Linked DNA regions of Homo sapiens: region 2 is linked to region 1. Evidence: chromatin loops called from intact Hi-C (ENCODE). Cell type or tissue: heart left ventricle. All regions are shown on one strand.

Region 1 (8,000 bases):
AAGACTCTCCTCTGGACAGAGAGGCCAGGACTCTGAACAGGGCTCAGGAAAGGCCACAGGGCCCTGAGAGCTTGGGTTCAGCCTAAGATCCTCCCCCAAGCCTCCCTCGCACGATGCGGTGTGACTGACTCTTGTTGCCACTTTGGAGCTGCAGTTTTCTGACATGGTGGGGTCGGGCAGGAAGCTGAGGGGCTAGGCACGAGGACGGGGCCGTCAGCCCAGGCCATAAAGATACAGGGGACGGCTGTGAGCTAACGGGCAGGATGCAAGGTGGGGGTTTCCTCCGCAGCTGCTTCTCTATCTCTTGGCTTGGCTCGGAGTTCAGAGGAAAAGCCATGTTCCTACTTTTGCTCTGGAAATTGGGATGAGAAGCCCTTGGGCAGCAGCACACATATGCTAAGGGCACGTGCCTGGAGCCTGGCAGACCTGGGTTTGAGCCCTGCTGCATCACTGCTCTGGGGCAGGCCCCTTTACCTCCCTAAGCATCGGTTTCCTCATCTGTAAAATAACATCACAATACCTCCCCTGAAGGATTATTTTGGGCATCAAGTGTGCTAATCTGTATAAACTGCCAGTAGTTCCTGGTGCATGGTAGGGCCTCCATTAATGTTTTTATTTTGGATTTATTTTTTTTTTTTTTTGAGATGGAGTCTTGCTCTTGTCACCCAGGCTGGAGTGCAATGGCGTGATCTCAGCTCACTGCAATCTCTACCTCTCAGGTTCAAGTGATTCTCCTGCCTCAGCCTCCTGAGTAGCTGGGACTACAGGTGTGCCACCATGCCTGGATAATTTTTTTTATTTTTAGTGGAGATAGGGTTTCACCATTTGGCCAGGCTGGTCTCAAACTCTTGACCTCAGGTGATCCACCCACCTCGGCCTCTCAAAGTGCTGAGATTACAGACGTGAGCCACCGTACCCAACCTATTTTGGAGAATTTTATAGAGGTAAATAGCTTAGTTATAAACTAACTGTGTGACCTTTAAGCAAATCACTGAGCAGCCTCTCTGAGTTTCAGTTTACTCCTTTGTAAGTGGGGATAGGAAAAGTACCTACGTGCTTGTTTATAAAGGTGAGGATTCAAGCAATCAGATGTGTCTAATGCACAGCCCAGGGCTTGGCACAAAGTCCCAGGCAGGGTTTGACTGCTCTTGCTACTCTGGTTTTCCCCTAAAGCTGTACTGTTTCAGCCAGGGGGTAAATTTGGTGCCCTTGGTCCTTCCTCTCCCCTCAGCTGAGCCACTAGTGGAGCTGGAGAAGGCCTGGAGCCAGGGCAACCTACAGGGATCATGGTGGCTGGTGGGGAGCCCTCTGGGGCCAGGAACTGGGCCCAGCACCCTAGTCCATAATAATGATGGGCTTCTGTGTCCTACTTACTTTTCATACATCCACTCCAAAGAATTCTTATAAGAGCCCTGCTGGGTTTGTTTCCATCATCCCCATTTTGCAGATGATGCAATCAAGAGGTTACATGATTTTCAAGAGGTCACATGGGCTAGTCAGAGTAAAGCAGCCAAGATTTGAACCAAGGCAGTCTGGTAACAGGACCCCATTTATCCACTGTATTCTGTTGGTCAGAAGAACCCTGGGGTGGTCAGACCAGGAAGAGGGTGGGAAAGTGCACCTCTGGCCTTCTGGCTGAGTGTGGTGGCTTACAACTGTAATCCCAGCACTTTGGGAGTGCAGGGTGAGCAGATCACTTGAGGTCAGGAGTTCGAGACCAGCCTGCCCAACATGGTGAAACCCCGTCTCTACTAAAAAATACCAAAAAATTAGCTGGGCTTAGTGGCGCATGCCTGTAATCCCAGCTACTCGGGAAGCTGAGGCATGAGAATCACTTGAACCCAGGAGGGCGGAGGTTGCAGTGAGCCAAGATCATGCCACTGCACTCCAGTCTGGGCAACAGGGCAACATTCCGTCTCAGAAAAAAACAGAAAGAAAGAAAGAAAGTGCACCTTCTGTGAGCCAGTAGTTCAGCCAGGGGACCCAGAAGTCTCCACTCCTCCAGTGTGTGGTTTCTCCACCATGGATGAGCGGGCACTTACATGGCAGTGGGGTCAGCTAGGGGTTTAGAACTGGCCCTAGGAAAACAGAGGGCCCATTCTGGCCTGTGTCTGGAGGGCACTTGTGATAGTTAATCTAGGCTCTGACTCACTGAAGAGAACTTATGGGACTTTGGAGCTTGCAGAGACAGCCTCAGTGATCAACTCGAGCCTTCTCAGTCATGGTAGCAATGCCACCATCACTTGAGCCCTCTTAGGAGCATCACCCTGCAAACTTCTTAAATCCTCAGTGGCTCTACAAGACTCTTGTCCTCAATGCACACATGCAGAATACTGAGCCAGCAGAGCCTTAGAGAGGCACAGTGCCTCACCCAAGGTCACACAACTAGTAGGTAACAGACCTGAGATTTTATCTCCCCCCATCCCAGCTCTTCCCAAGGCCACAGGAATCTTCCTTGGCACCCCTTTCATAGGGCACGTCCTTCCTCTTGGATATATCTAGTGTGAGAGAGCTCATTCCTCCTAGGAAGGTCCATTCTGTACATCCCCTCATGCATCGGCCAGATGACTTGGGAGATAAAAGTTTGTTTTATCAAGGGACTTTGGCAAAGGAAAGTCCTGCCCAAGATTTCATTAGGGAATTGACAGAGAAAATAGCAACCACCGAATGGTATGGATGAAACAGGAGGAATCTGGAAGCCAGGCAGGCCTGGGTTTAAATCCCAGGCTATGAAGCTGTGAAGCCTTGGATAAGTCACTTCACCTGTACGGACCACAGTGTCATCATTGGTCACATGAGAATAACCAGACCTAATCCAGGATAAAAAATAGCACATGCAAAGCCCTGGGCCTTTGAAAAAACTTGACACCAAGTAGCTTCTAATAATAGCAATAACTGCTATGATTACTGCCACTGACCCTGGCAGGACAGCATTTAATCTCTGTACAAATGCAAGGATAAATGAGTGTGTTCCCTCAATTTTTAAATGCCTCTTGCATTTATTGACAGCTGTTTGGTGATGAGGAGAAGCGCTACATCAAGTGCCCTCATCAAATAAAAGCTATGTTCTCAATTCAGAAAAACTTAAAGGTAGGGAGATCTTGCAGTCTAGGACTATGGAAATTCACGGCTCTTCATCACTCCAGAAAAGTGTGTTGACAGAATCCATACTTAGGCTGAAGGCACGTGGCAGGCTTCATTGCTGCATGAACTGTGTGCACTCACATTAAAGATGAGGCAGGGACATGTGGGCTGAGGAAGGTCCAGGCAGCTGACTCTGGCAAGCAGAGGACTAAGGAGGAAGACTCCTTGGCTGTGCAAATGGAAAAGAAAGTCATAAAAATTGTGACGAACCACATGAGGAGCGGCCCAGTGTGTCACCTACCTACCCCAGCCTTTCCTTGATCAGGGCCTGCCTCCAACTAGCTGTGACATTGCCTCTTGGTGCTGCTGCTGCAGACCCCACTATCCTGGCCCCCCTCGCATCTGTTGCTCTTCACATCATCACTCCAGATGGAGAGGCATGCAAAAAAAGAAAAGTGAATCTTAAAGTTCAACAATCAAATGGCTGGCTAACATTTATTGAGTGCTTGCTGTTGCCTGGCTTCATGCTAAATGCATCATCTCAGACAATTCTCAAATAACCCCGTAAAACAATTGCTATTATCCATACCCATTTTACTGATGAGGGAACTGAGGCACAGAGAAAACTAAATACTTTGCTAATAAACATTGGAGGTAAGATTTGGTCTGTTCCATACCAAAGCCCATTTCTTACCGACATCTTTCTGTGTTATGTCCTGTCATTCCATAACATACCAGAAATATTTACTTTGAGACAAGACTGTTGATGGGGAAGGAGGTGGTATAAGTGGAGAACACTTGGAAGGTGCCTGGTGTTTTGCGGTCAAACCTGTTCTCTTTTCTGAGGCCCAGAGAAGTTAAGCAACTTGTTCAAGGTCACACAGCCTCTATATAAAGGGGGTTTCAGAGGCCCTGGGGTTTCTGAGCTCCTGGAGGAAGACCTGCAGTACTTAGAAGTGTTGTTAGAAGTGTTGATTGCTGAATTAAAGTGATAGAGTAGAAAAAACCCCTTAGTGGGATCATCTGGGGGCAACTGCCTCACTGTAATGAGAGAGCAGCTGAGAACCCTAGAGGTCACCAGCTAAGGCTTTTAAACACTTAACAGAATTTGACTATTGGAGGGAGGCCCTCCAGGGTAAGGGAAAGCTAGATAGCAGGGGTTTACACCTGGCCCCACCCTTCACTATGTGACCTTAGGCAAGTCCCCCAGCCCCAGTCAGAATCTGTGTTCCCATCTGAAAATGGGGTTGCTGACAAGATTATTGTGAGACTTGGCTGTCAAGAATACAAAGTGCTCCATGTAGGAGCTTGTGTAAAATAACTGCTCAATAAATATTCGTTATTTTCTAGAAGATTCCAGATATCCCCTGAGGGTCCAAAAAATGGCCCCTGGTGTTATTTAAGCATAGAATTGCTTCAGCTCCTTCTTTTTGTTGCCTACATGGGTGCTCGTGGGAGATGATATTGAGGATTGAGGAAAGCACACCGCCAGGAAGGGTGTTCCCTCTGCCATCAAATTCTCACCCTTGGGTTCCTGTGCCTCTAGCTGGCCGGGCCACAAGCATTTCTCCAGCTGCTGGCCCAGGGACCGAGGTGAACAGAAGTGGGTGACAAAGCCTGCCTGTCTCCCAGGCCACTTTCTGGGCTGCTCCTGAAGTGCAGCCAGGATGGAACCATAAAAGGCGACGCTCCCTGGCCGCTGTCTTTGTTTTCCTCGCTAGCTGGAATGCCTCATGATGACAGGCAGCCAGGAAATGCCCCTTCACTGTCCCAACGCCACCTCCCTCAGGAACGCCGTCAGTCTTGCCTTCCTGGGCTGCACAGACCCTGCGGGTGGCAGGAAGAACTGCACTCCCTGGGTCTAGAGGGAACACCTGAATTTCGGCCCAGGTAGGTGGCCTGGTGTTCACATTATCTTGTAAGGAAGGACAAGGCTGAAGCAAGAGGGAACAGTATCCAGGAAGTTTTTGTGGACTTTTACATTTAAGGAAAGACTCATTCAGTACCCCCTGCAGGTATTAATTGAGCACCTACTGTGTGCTAGGCCCTGTGCTAGTGTCTTAGAATGTAGGTTTTATTTTTAATCAGGTCTGGTGAGGCCACTGAAAAGATGATTTGTTGCTCACAATTCCAAGAGGGGAAGGCACACCACATCATGCAGGACCACTCAGGAAACACTTCTGAACACTCCACAGAATTTGACTATTCTGTTTGGTCAGAAAGCAGAGGGAGCCAGGGGAAAACGTGGGCAAGAGCCTTTGTTGTGGCTTTTGTGGGAAAGGCGAGCAAGGCAGGGTGAGCAGGTTTAGAACTGACTAGCTTGAATAATTTCAGTGGACTCTGGGGTGTAGTTGTTGTCCTCACTGTCTGGTGCTTGGTCCCAGGGTGATTGGGGCAGGGAAATAATGGTCTGGAGTGTGAGACCCCTAGAAGAGCCCCAGAAGGGAGGAAGTGGTTGGGGTCGGGGCTTTGGATTGATTGGTTTGCATATAAAAGGTGAGCTCCAAGTCAAAATTGTTTACTATCTCTAGGAGTTAGCTAGCCCTAGGAGAGGCAGTGTCCTTCAGGTCCCTAAGGCCCCAGATGTCACAGCATCAGAATAAAAAGCCACACTTGCTACAGCTAGGCTGTCAGGAGCACAGTTGTGCACAAAACAGACCCGATTCTTGTCATCATAGAGTTTTCTAACCAGTAGGGAAGAAGACATTGAATTACTTTTTTTTTTTTTTTTTTTTTTTTTTTGACGGAGTCTCGCTCTGTTGCCAGGCTGGAGTGCAGTGGCACAATCTCGGCTTACTGCAACCTCTACCTCCTGGGTTCAAACAATTCTCCTGCTTCAGCCTTCTGAGTAGCTGGTATTACAGGGGCACGCCAAACCATGCCCAGCTAATTTTTATCTTTTTAGTAGAGACAGGGTTTCCCCATGTTGGCCAGGATGGTCTCGATCTCTTGACCTCGTGATCCGCCCGCCTCAGCCTCCCAAAGTGCTGGGATTACAGGCGTGAGCCACTGCGCCCGGCCCACTTCTCATTATTAATGCTGGTCAAAATGGACTAAACTAAAATGAAAAATTGGAGCCTGTCAAAAGCAAGGAAAACAAAGCAAAACAAAACAAGACTTGTGTAAGGGCAGAGGCCAGAAGTTGGGGAAGGAAAGGGAAGCTCCAAGGTTTTGTAATTTTCCTTGACCACCCTAATCACATCCCAGTCTAGGTGGTTTATCTGACCACAGACCATCTGTTCTTCCCCGGGCATGCCAGTGGTGAGTTAGAGAATATCGTCAGAACCCTTTGAACTCCTGGGAGAGATGTCCTGCAGAACAGCCCCATGCATCATCCGGCTGCAGCTCCCCCTGGCCCTCCCTCTGCACTCACCTCATCCCAGACCATTTGGAACCAACCTGGAAATCATTATCTCGTCAGGTTACTTTGTCACATCAGCAAGAGGAAAACTCCAACCATGGAGATAAGATGTGGACTTCGCCTCTCTTCTGGCCGAACTTCCTACCGTGACCATGCTGTGATTGGGGGCCTTTCCAGCGTTCAGCACAGCCTCTCGTGCTGCCCTACCCTGCCTATGACTGAGCTGGGACCAGAAGTACCAGGACAAGAACCAATTTTGGAGCATGAAATTGAGACGGGTGGGAGATTTAAAGCCCCATTGGCTCCTGGGAGAAATGGAGAGACTCAATGAATATAAGAAATGGGGGGTCGGGCATGATGACTCAAACCTGTAATCCCAACACTTTGGGAGGCGGAGGCAGGCAGATCACTTGAGATCAAAAGTTCAAGACCAGCCTGGCCAACATGATAAAATCCCGTCTCTACTAAAAATACAAAAAGCTAGCCAGGCATGGTGGTACACACCTGTAATCTCAGTTACTTGGGAGGCTGAGGCAGGAGAAATCGCTTGAACCCGGGAGGTGGAGGTTGCAGTGAACTGAGATTGCACCACTGCACTCCAGCCTGAGTAATAAACTCTGTCTCAAAAAAAAAAAAAAAAAAAATAGAAATGAAGTCATCTCCAAAATAGAAATTTATTGACTGTGTTTCTTTCTATCCCCAAACTTTGGACACCACGAAATGATCATCAAACCCAATTAATTATATGTCATGTAATTTTTTAAAAAGATGAGTAGTGAAATGTTTTTAAATTCTTGACTTAATTGAAATCAGTGTTGATGTGACTTGCCAAAGTTTAAAAAAATGTGTGTGACAGGCTGAACATTTTAGCTTAAGAGGAGTTTCAGGCACATCAAATGCAAAAACACTGAAAACGATTCGTCTAATTTAATTGTCAAGTTGTGCCAAAAATGCTAACATGATATCTTTGAAGAGTAATTGGTACAAAGAATATCCTCAAAGAGAAATATTTCCACACGTCTGGCTCTTATCTTGCCCTCGTTAAATTTTTTTCCTCCCCATTGGCAGAGCAGCGCATGCCTCTTCCCTGCCCCTTCGGCATAGGGACCCAACTGGTTCTGCAGATTTTTCAGCCACTGAACTTAAACATGCCATCGGAATGGAAGGAGTGCAGATTCCTTCTTCAGATTTAGCCCAAGATAATCTTGGAGGAGTTTTTTTTAATCCTTTCTTGCCGCCAAATGCGGTCTTCATGTGTATTTGTTTAATCAGATAGGTTGGGAAGCTGTTGTGTGCTAGGCTTCTTATAGATAAGCATTCTTTCTCCCTGAGGGTGATGACTTCTAGAGTTTTGGTGCTATTTCCTTGAAGTGGGTTCAAAGGTAATGTGCAGCCCCTCCCCCTCAACCACATTACCTGGAAGTTCCTTGTATAGGCCCAAGGGAATGCTTCCGTGAGAATGTCATATTTGAGTGAAGGCCTGAAGAAGGTGAGGGAGCGAGTTTTGGTGATATCTAGGGGCGGGGCTTTCCTGGCAGTGAGAAGAGCACATGCA
Region 2 (8,000 bases), 140 kb before region 1:
TGTAGCTTACCAAAAACAATGGCAGACAAAATCAGACTTGAGAAACATCTCAGCGAGATGAAACTATAGACCCAAATTTAGTCAGTATAAGTCTAAACAAAATATTTAGTAAGGGACAGGAGCGGTGGCTCATGCCTGTAATCCCAGCACTTTGGGAGGCCGAGGTGGGCCAATCACCTGAGGTCAGGAGTTCGAGACCAGCCTGGCCAACATGGTGAAACTCCCCCACCATCTCTACTAAAAATACAAAAATTAACCAGGCATGGTGGCGGGCGCTGGTAATCCTAGCTACTTGGGAGGCTGAGGCAGGAGAATTGCTTGAACCTGGGAGGTAGAGGTTGCAGTGAGCCAAGACTGCCCCATTGCACTCCAGCCTGGGCAACAAGAGTGAAACTCCATCTCAAAAAAAAATTTTTTTTTAATAAGGAAAAGAATGAAGTATATACTTAGAATTAAAATTCTGGGGTTTGTGTGTGTGTGTGTGTGTGTGTGTGTGTGAGACAGAGAGAGAGAGAGAGAGAGAGAGAGAGAGAATGGCAGAGGAACTAACAACCAGGATATGAGTTTAATCAATTGTAAATTAGAGCATTAGCATTGCACAGCAGATGGTAAAAATCAATGGAACCTAAGAGTATATTACTTATTTTTAAATCATGCTTAGCAGATGTAAGGACACATGTGAAGACTTAGTTTCAGGCTTTATTCAAAGAATTCTCTCAAAGGAGCCTTGATGCATGTAGTAGCACCTTGTGCAATGGGGTACAGAGAGAGGACTAGGAGAAGTGGGGAGTGACTAGTTGAGAGAACAACAAATAGATAATGGGCATAACTGTATTCAAATATCTGAAGACGTGAGCTGCCCAAAAAGGCAGAAGTAGGGTACAACTGCAGGTACAAAGCTCAAAATATGAGTGTAGGAGGCAGGGAGCATCCTATTTAAGCTGCTTAATACATTATCAAATAGCTATTGAGTCTCCCATCTCCAGTGATAAGGAATGAAGACTGGACCACCATCCACCAGGATGGCTACAAAGAGAAGTCTTGTTTGGGAAAGCAGGTTGTATTAGATTGTTTCTACCAACACAAGCATGAGTGGCATTTGCATGCTTAACACTCAAAAAACCCAACAATCTTCTGCAGAGAAGTAAAGCCCCATATCAACTGCTAACATTTATTCCTGCTAATGGTTCAACAGAGGCCAACTCTGTTCACATCCCAGCATATCAACTACCTACCACTTTCCCCCCTTTTCTCTTCTACTCAAGAGAACACCTAAAGTGTTCAAATGACTGGGCTCCTGGGCATCCTCGCCTCTCACCTGTCTGCACAATTCCCTTCCCTGCATGGCCTGCTTTTATGTGCCCTCTTCCCACCTTCACTTATGCTCTTCTCTTCCTGAAATCAGCCCCAACTAATTTTCTTTAGATATACAATTATTCTCACAACAAATAAGAAGATAGTTCCCAAATGATCAAGAAGAAACGTGGGAAAAAAGGACATTAAAAGGGGGCTCACAGATAATGAAGTAGAAATAGACACTAAATGAATGAAATTATGCTCAGCTTCAAATTATAATTAGGGAACACATGGGATACAATATTTTACCTATCATATTTTTGAAGATTAAAGAGTTTGGAGAAACTCCATGTTAGCACAGCATAGAGAAAGAGGTACAGGCTGGATGTTGATTGACAGTTTTGAAGGGAATTTGGTGATATCCTTCCAAGTTTAAAATGTGTATATTCTATTTTAGGGTTCTCTCTTGAACTTGTTTTTTCCTAGCACATTATAGAAACAGCTATGATATGTTTAAGCATCCGTCTTTGTTGGAAACAAACACATTAGGACAAGCAAAGCTGTTCCTTTGCAAAAATATTGTTTTAAGCATTGTTGGAAAAAATGAAAAGCTGGAAATGACCCAAATGCCCATCACTTATTCATTCAACAAACACTTATTATATGTCCATATGTGCCAGGCAGTGCTTTAGGTGCTTGGGATGCATCTTGGAATAAAATGAAAAAAAGATATCTTCCCTTTTGGAGTCTCTATTTGAACACATCAATAGAGGACTGGTAAACAAAAGTATACGCATAGAGTGGAATAACATGCAACCATTAATGATGAGGAAGCTCTCTATGTTCTTGATGTGGAAGAACAATATTGGAGATATTGTTTGTAAAGGGTAAGTATGTGTGTCTGTGCTTGCATTAAGCACAAAATTTTTTAGAAAGATTGGCAGAAAAACCTTAACAGCGGGAATAAATATTGGAGCAGAGGGAGGGAGAACATTACTTTTCTTTTTATAAACTCTTTTGTACTCTTTAATTTTTCATAACTAGCATGTATGATTTACATAATAAAAACTTACAGATGTTATTTAAAAAAGAAAAATTATAAAGCCTAATCAGTAGTTCTGCTAGAGAAGTGAGGCTCCTATCTCAAAGGAAATGGAAAATTCCTTAACCTATCTGTAGCCATCAAGAACAAAATGATTAGGTGTTTGATGCTGTTTAGACTGAAAGAATGGAAATTAATACCATAGTACTTTGGAACGCAAAACCAATGACATGAGTCGGGCCTGTGGTGTTACAGGTCATGGACATGGTGGACTCATCTGCAGTTGCAAATCAAATGAGAAGACGGCCAGGGGCAAGGACAGGGCCAGGTTCCAGCTGTCAAGTATTCTGGGGGTTTCTCCTGGGCCCATCAGCAACTAACCTTCCCCCTCTTGGAGCCTCAGTCTCCCCTCTGTAAAGTAGTAAGCTTGGATTCACTAATTGAAGATGTGGCCCAGTATTAACATTTTATGAATTTGGGTTGTTCTGGCAAGTCCTTATTTGTAGGGGAGAGATTTGAAATAGCCCTAAAATTCTCTAGTCTACGAGACGGTCTCCCCAACTTTCAAGTTACCCGCCTTTTCCTAGTACTATCAAGAAACATCAGTTATGTACTTTAGTATCTATTTTTGTTCAGATTCAAGTTTAAATACATTTGGACATTTTGTACTTAAGCTATTTCAACTTCAGGGTCACAGACAACCAGGCTTTTTGGATTCCACCTTAAATAGGTGACTAAGAGAAAGTGTTTTTTGAAATGTACCCATTCAATGAATTCAAGTTGATGTGTTAGGAAAAAAAAAACAACCATATGACTCAACACAGTAGACATTTCCAGATGAAATTTGAGTATAACTTCATCCTTTCTGGAAATTGGATTTCTGTCAGATTCACACACAGATTCACAAAATTTCCACTTTGCCTCTTCTTTGGGGGGGTAAGTTATCGCAGGAGAAGAGGTAGGGGTTATTGATGAGTTTTCATGTTCATGTACTGAGAGAATATCAGCTTGGATGAGGCTGTGGGGAGACCTGCAAATGATGTCCCTGTCTTGTTTGTGCATCTCTGGGGGTGTCCACAGAGACCTTCTATCCTGAGTGGAGTATGTGACTCCTCATAGAACTAAATCGACCCTAGTTAGGGTGAGCTCCAAGTGTTCCGTGTAAAGCTAGTAAAGGTGTTGTGATCCAGACGAAAGGGAGGACAGCACAGCGGGCAACTCTGATAAACACCTGAGGAGATGTGGCAGAGAGTTGGTATTTGGAACAATCGCCTGCCATTTTTCTCTTCCCATTTGTTTTTCAACTGATTGGAAAACTGCTAATGAGCATGTTTACATTTTCTCCAGTTGTCTCACCCAAGCGTGAGACCAGCTGGGGAGAGGGATTTGTTCCCCCTCCAAGGGCCTGGCTGCCTCTCCCTGTCTCGTTCTCCCTCCCAGCTGCCAAGCCTCTCCTGGCTGTCTCCACACCTCCTGGAGTCAAAACTGTGCTCGGTGCTGGCCAACACAGCCCCACCACATGTTTTGCATGGCTCACCCCATCCCTTCTCTCCCCCTTTGGGGGGTCATTTGTTTTGTTTTGAAGGAGGTGAGGTGCTGGGAGGTTTATGCCCTTCCATTCTGCTTTAGAACTGGGAGCAGGCCCAGATTGCATTTGCTTCCACTTCTGCGCGAAGGTCAAAGCCCTTGAAGGAGAGCGTCCTTCCGTCCTCCCACAGTTCTCAGGACATGTTCATTCTCTCTGGGCTGACCTGAGTTTCTAGTCTCCTCTGCTTGCCCAGTCCGTTCTCCTTTGCTTTACCCTTCCCTTCTGATGGTGGTGTCTCAAGCTTCAGACATTTTGAGGATTACCTTCACAGTGTTTTCCACATCCTAAGACATAATTTCTATGAAACCTCTCTTTGATGTGCTTGTTATAATTTATTTTAATATATTTTAGAGTAAATATGTAACTGTTGAGCAGTTCATTTACTCCCTGTGAATTATCTTGCCTCCAAGGGTATGTGAACCCCTCTCTTCATAGCCCTGTTTAAGACTCTCACGGCCTCTTTCGGAGGGCGCTGCTGGCTTTTACTCAACCTCACATTCTCCTAGAATCTCACATGCTCCTAGAGTTCTACTAGAATGTTCACGCTCCAGTTTCTAGCCTATTGGCCAATTCTGTTAGGCGATACCCCGAGGCTGTTTTGCCCATTCATTAGTTAGGGAGCTGTTTTGATGATGCCAGTTCTCCCTAAACCAGTGATAATAAATATTTGTTGGATTATGAATGGAATGAAAATGTTGTCTTCACTTGTCAGCACAATTCTAGAGTCCGAATCTCAATACCTGCAAACACTGTCTTTCCTCTCTCCTTCCTTTCTTTTTCTCTCTTCTCTTGTCTTCTCTTCCCTCTCTTCTCCTTACCTCTCCTCTTCTCTCTCTCTCTCCTCTTTCTCTTCCCTCCCTCACTCTCTCCCTCCTTTCTTCCTTCCTTTATTTATTCCCAGTCTCCTTCATTCTCTCCCACCTTTCTTCTTCCACTCCTCCATTTATTTATTTATTTATTTATTTTTGTCTTTTTACCTTTGGGTTAAAAAATTAGGATTTTATTTGGAGTTCACTTTCTAAAGAAACTCCTAACAGACCATGCACAGAATGTTTCCACACTGTAGTAGAAGAGTCTGGAGTTTTTTTCAGAGACCCTCTATTGACTTTCTGAGTTGAAACAGTTTAGACTCCACATAAAATATGTGTTGTTTACCCAGGCTCTTCATGCTCTGCATACTGTTACAGTCCTTGAAGAGCTTGTCAGTGACAAGTAAGATAAATGAATGAAGAGGACTTTACAAGTGTTTAAAAGCTAAGTATAGCATGTGCTGCCCACGACTTAATTAAACAGACCTGCGCTTAACTAAGTAACTTTGTGGTGGAAACATCTAGGGCCTTTCCCTTCCCCCAGACTCTGCCACTAGCAATGGTGCTCAGGATGTTAGAAATTCCTTGGTTGTCTGGAGTTGCTAATGTGTTAGCCTAGCTGTTAGCTGTCTCATTGGTTGAAGCATTAAACGCTAGTGTGGACTGTGCATAATGACTTTTGAATTTATATTAGGGGATGGTCAGTAACATGGACTTCTTTGGGGCTCCATTAAGATTTTCTAATGTGTCTGAGTTCCATCGTTTTCAGAGGGAATTTTAAAATCAAAAGTGAGCTGCTTTTCTTTAAAGCTATGATTGGAGTGGGTGATCAGAGCCCATTCCCAGGTCAGTCTTGATTTGTTTATGAAGGGGCTGGTCCTTAAGGATCTGAGCAGTGGGATGCACTGGTTACAAAGGAGGCTGCACAGTCAGAGCCTCAGATCTACCAGTTATTTGAGCTCTGATTAGTTGCTTAATCCCTAAGCCTCATCTTCTTCATCTGTAAAGTGGGAGTAATAAGAAGCTTCAACCAAGGCAAATATTCAGGGCATGTGCAACTGTGTCACTCTTGGTTCTCATGGGTTTCTGCATCTGTCATAGCAGCTATTAAAGATTTTAAATACAATCCCCACCCCTGCCTGCATCGCAGGGTTGATGTCAGACTGACTTAATGAGATGATGCCAACACAGTGTTGTTCACACAGCAAGGGCCAAGCAGGCATTGGTTATTATTTTTTATGTTAACAGGAGGCTCCATCTCACAATGTCGGTTAGGATCCTAACATTATGAGCAGAGCACATAGAACTCTTTCTTTATAAATAATCCTTCCTCATGGGCTGTACTGGCTGACAGTAGAACAGGGGAGATGCTGCTTCTGGCTACAGTCACTGTCCATAACCCTTCAGGGGATTCCCCAGGTTCCTAAGGTGGCAGCAGAAAGCAATGTTTTTTTTTGAGACAAGATCTCATTCTGTTGCCTAGGCTGGAGTGCATTGGCATGATCACAGCTTATTGCAGCCTCAACCTTCTGTGCTCAGGTGATCCTCCCACTTCAGCCTCCCAAGTAGCTGGGACTACAGGCATGCACCACCACACTTAGCTTATTTTTTGTATTTTGTTTTTGTAGACGTGGGGTTTCACTATGTTGCCCAAGCTGGTTTCTAACTCCCGAGCTCAAGCCACCCGGCTGCCTCTGCCTCCCAAAGTGCTGAGATTTCAGGCATGAGCCACTGCGCCTGGCCACAGAAAGCAACTTAGCAACATAATTTCCCTCCCCTGACTTTAGCAGGAAAAAAGAAAAGAAAAACTGCACAAAATATGCAATAGGAGCAGTAGATCAGCATCTGTCTGTCTATCTATGGTGTTTGGTTTATGCTGAAGACATTCTTCCCTCTCTTGCCCATTTTTTAGATATAGGAAATGAGACTCAAGGAATCCTGATTCAGTCTGAGTCTCAATATGAATGTTTGGCCGAAACTGAATTAGTGCTAGGCAGGTGTTACTTCCCTAAGGAAGGTGAGAGTTCTGTCACGCTAAGTGATGAGAACTCTCAAGAAGTATCCATGGAAAAGAGCCTAGGAGTCACAGGTGTGTTAGTCCTGTGCAAAAATTAAGTGCAGGCTTGTTAATTATTCAACTATGATTAGGGTTTTAGCTGAGATTCTTGCAAAAACAGACCCCAAGCTGGGTGAGGTAGCTCACGCCTGTAATTCCATTGCTTTGGGAGGCTGAGGTGGGTGGATCACCTGAGGTCAGGAGTTCAAGACCAGCCTGGCTGACATGGTGAAACCCTATCTCTACTAAAAATACAAAAAATAAAATAAAATAAAATAACTGGGAGTGGTGGAAGGCACCTGGAATCCCAGCTACTCTGGAGGCTGAGGTGGGGTAATCACTTGAACCCGGGAAGTAGAGGTTACAGTGAGCCGAGATTGCACCACTGCACTCCAGCCTGGGTGACAGGCAAGACTCTGTCTCAAAAAAACAAACAACAACAAAAACAAAAACAAAAAAAAACAGAAACAAACAAAACAGATCCCAAGACAAGCTTTTACTGCAGGTAGTTTATTTGAGAAGTGATCTCCAGAAACATGGTGAGAGAATGGGGCAGTGATACAGGGAAGGGAAAAGGCCAACAAAGGGTGCATCAATGGGCAGTTTTCTGCTATAGTCAAACAGGGCTCCCACTGCTGAGGACCTAGTGAAAGATTCTGGAGCACACTGTAGGGTTGTCCACTGAGGGGCCAGGATGCTGGCTATTTATGTACCATCTCCTTCCCTCACAGATTTAGAGTTGTTTCAGGGGCGTGAGCTCCCTAACACTTCCCATCTGCCCCATTCCCTGGCCAAGTGTGCACCTGTGGCCAAAGCAAGACCTCAAGCCGAGGAAGATGCACGGGCTCCTGGTGGGAAGACAGCAGCACATCCAGGACTGTCCATCCAAGCTGCAGACAAGATCTGGTGTGGAACAAGAGAATATAGGAGGGACCCTGACATTCTCTGCAACAATTAAAAATAAAATAAAATAAAATAAAAGTGCTTAATGAGTAGGTATAAAAACACCAGCCAAACCTTCATGATGATCTACTAAATTTCTGTCTGTAAATAGGGACCGAGAGAGAGAGCCACCTTTAACAAAGTTGGGAGGGAGAGTCCGACCAGTGTTCTGTTCTGCTATAGAGGAGGGGCAGGAAGGATGGATCAGCTGAATGAATTTGGGGAGATCAGACCAGTGCTCAGGGAAGGACTGATGCTATAGCAGTG

Evidence for each region. Peaks named below come from ENCODE experiments on the same cell type or tissue, not always from the same donor. Only the 100,000 strongest peaks of a DNase experiment are listed, where the experiment ranks them.
Region 2: a loop joins it to region 1, with 9 times the contacts of the local background. A loop is called at or near these places in 7 of 110 quality-filtered maps.

The regions. Positions count from the first base shown.
Region 1 is chr3:55,568,951-55,576,950 of GRCh38, reverse strand. The region is part of intron 17 of ERC2 (ELKS/RAB6-interacting/CAST family member 2); the gene reads left to right. Among named protein-coding and RNA genes, the nearest start is that of ERC2-AS1, 35 kb to the left of the region's middle. RefSeq lists enhancers at 1-186, 4,677-5,304, 5,305-5,932. In heart left ventricle, a CTCF peak has its summit at 4,924; a DNase peak (open chromatin) is centred at 4,760; H3K27ac peaks cover 272 bases.
Region 2 is chr3:55,705,630-55,713,629 of GRCh38, reverse strand. The region is part of intron 15 of ERC2 (ELKS/RAB6-interacting/CAST family member 2); the gene reads left to right. Among named protein-coding and RNA genes, the nearest start is that of ERC2-IT1, 50 kb to the right of the region's middle. In heart left ventricle, no CTCF peak of the experiment used is centred here; no DNase peak of the experiment used is centred here; H3K27me3 peaks cover 336 bases.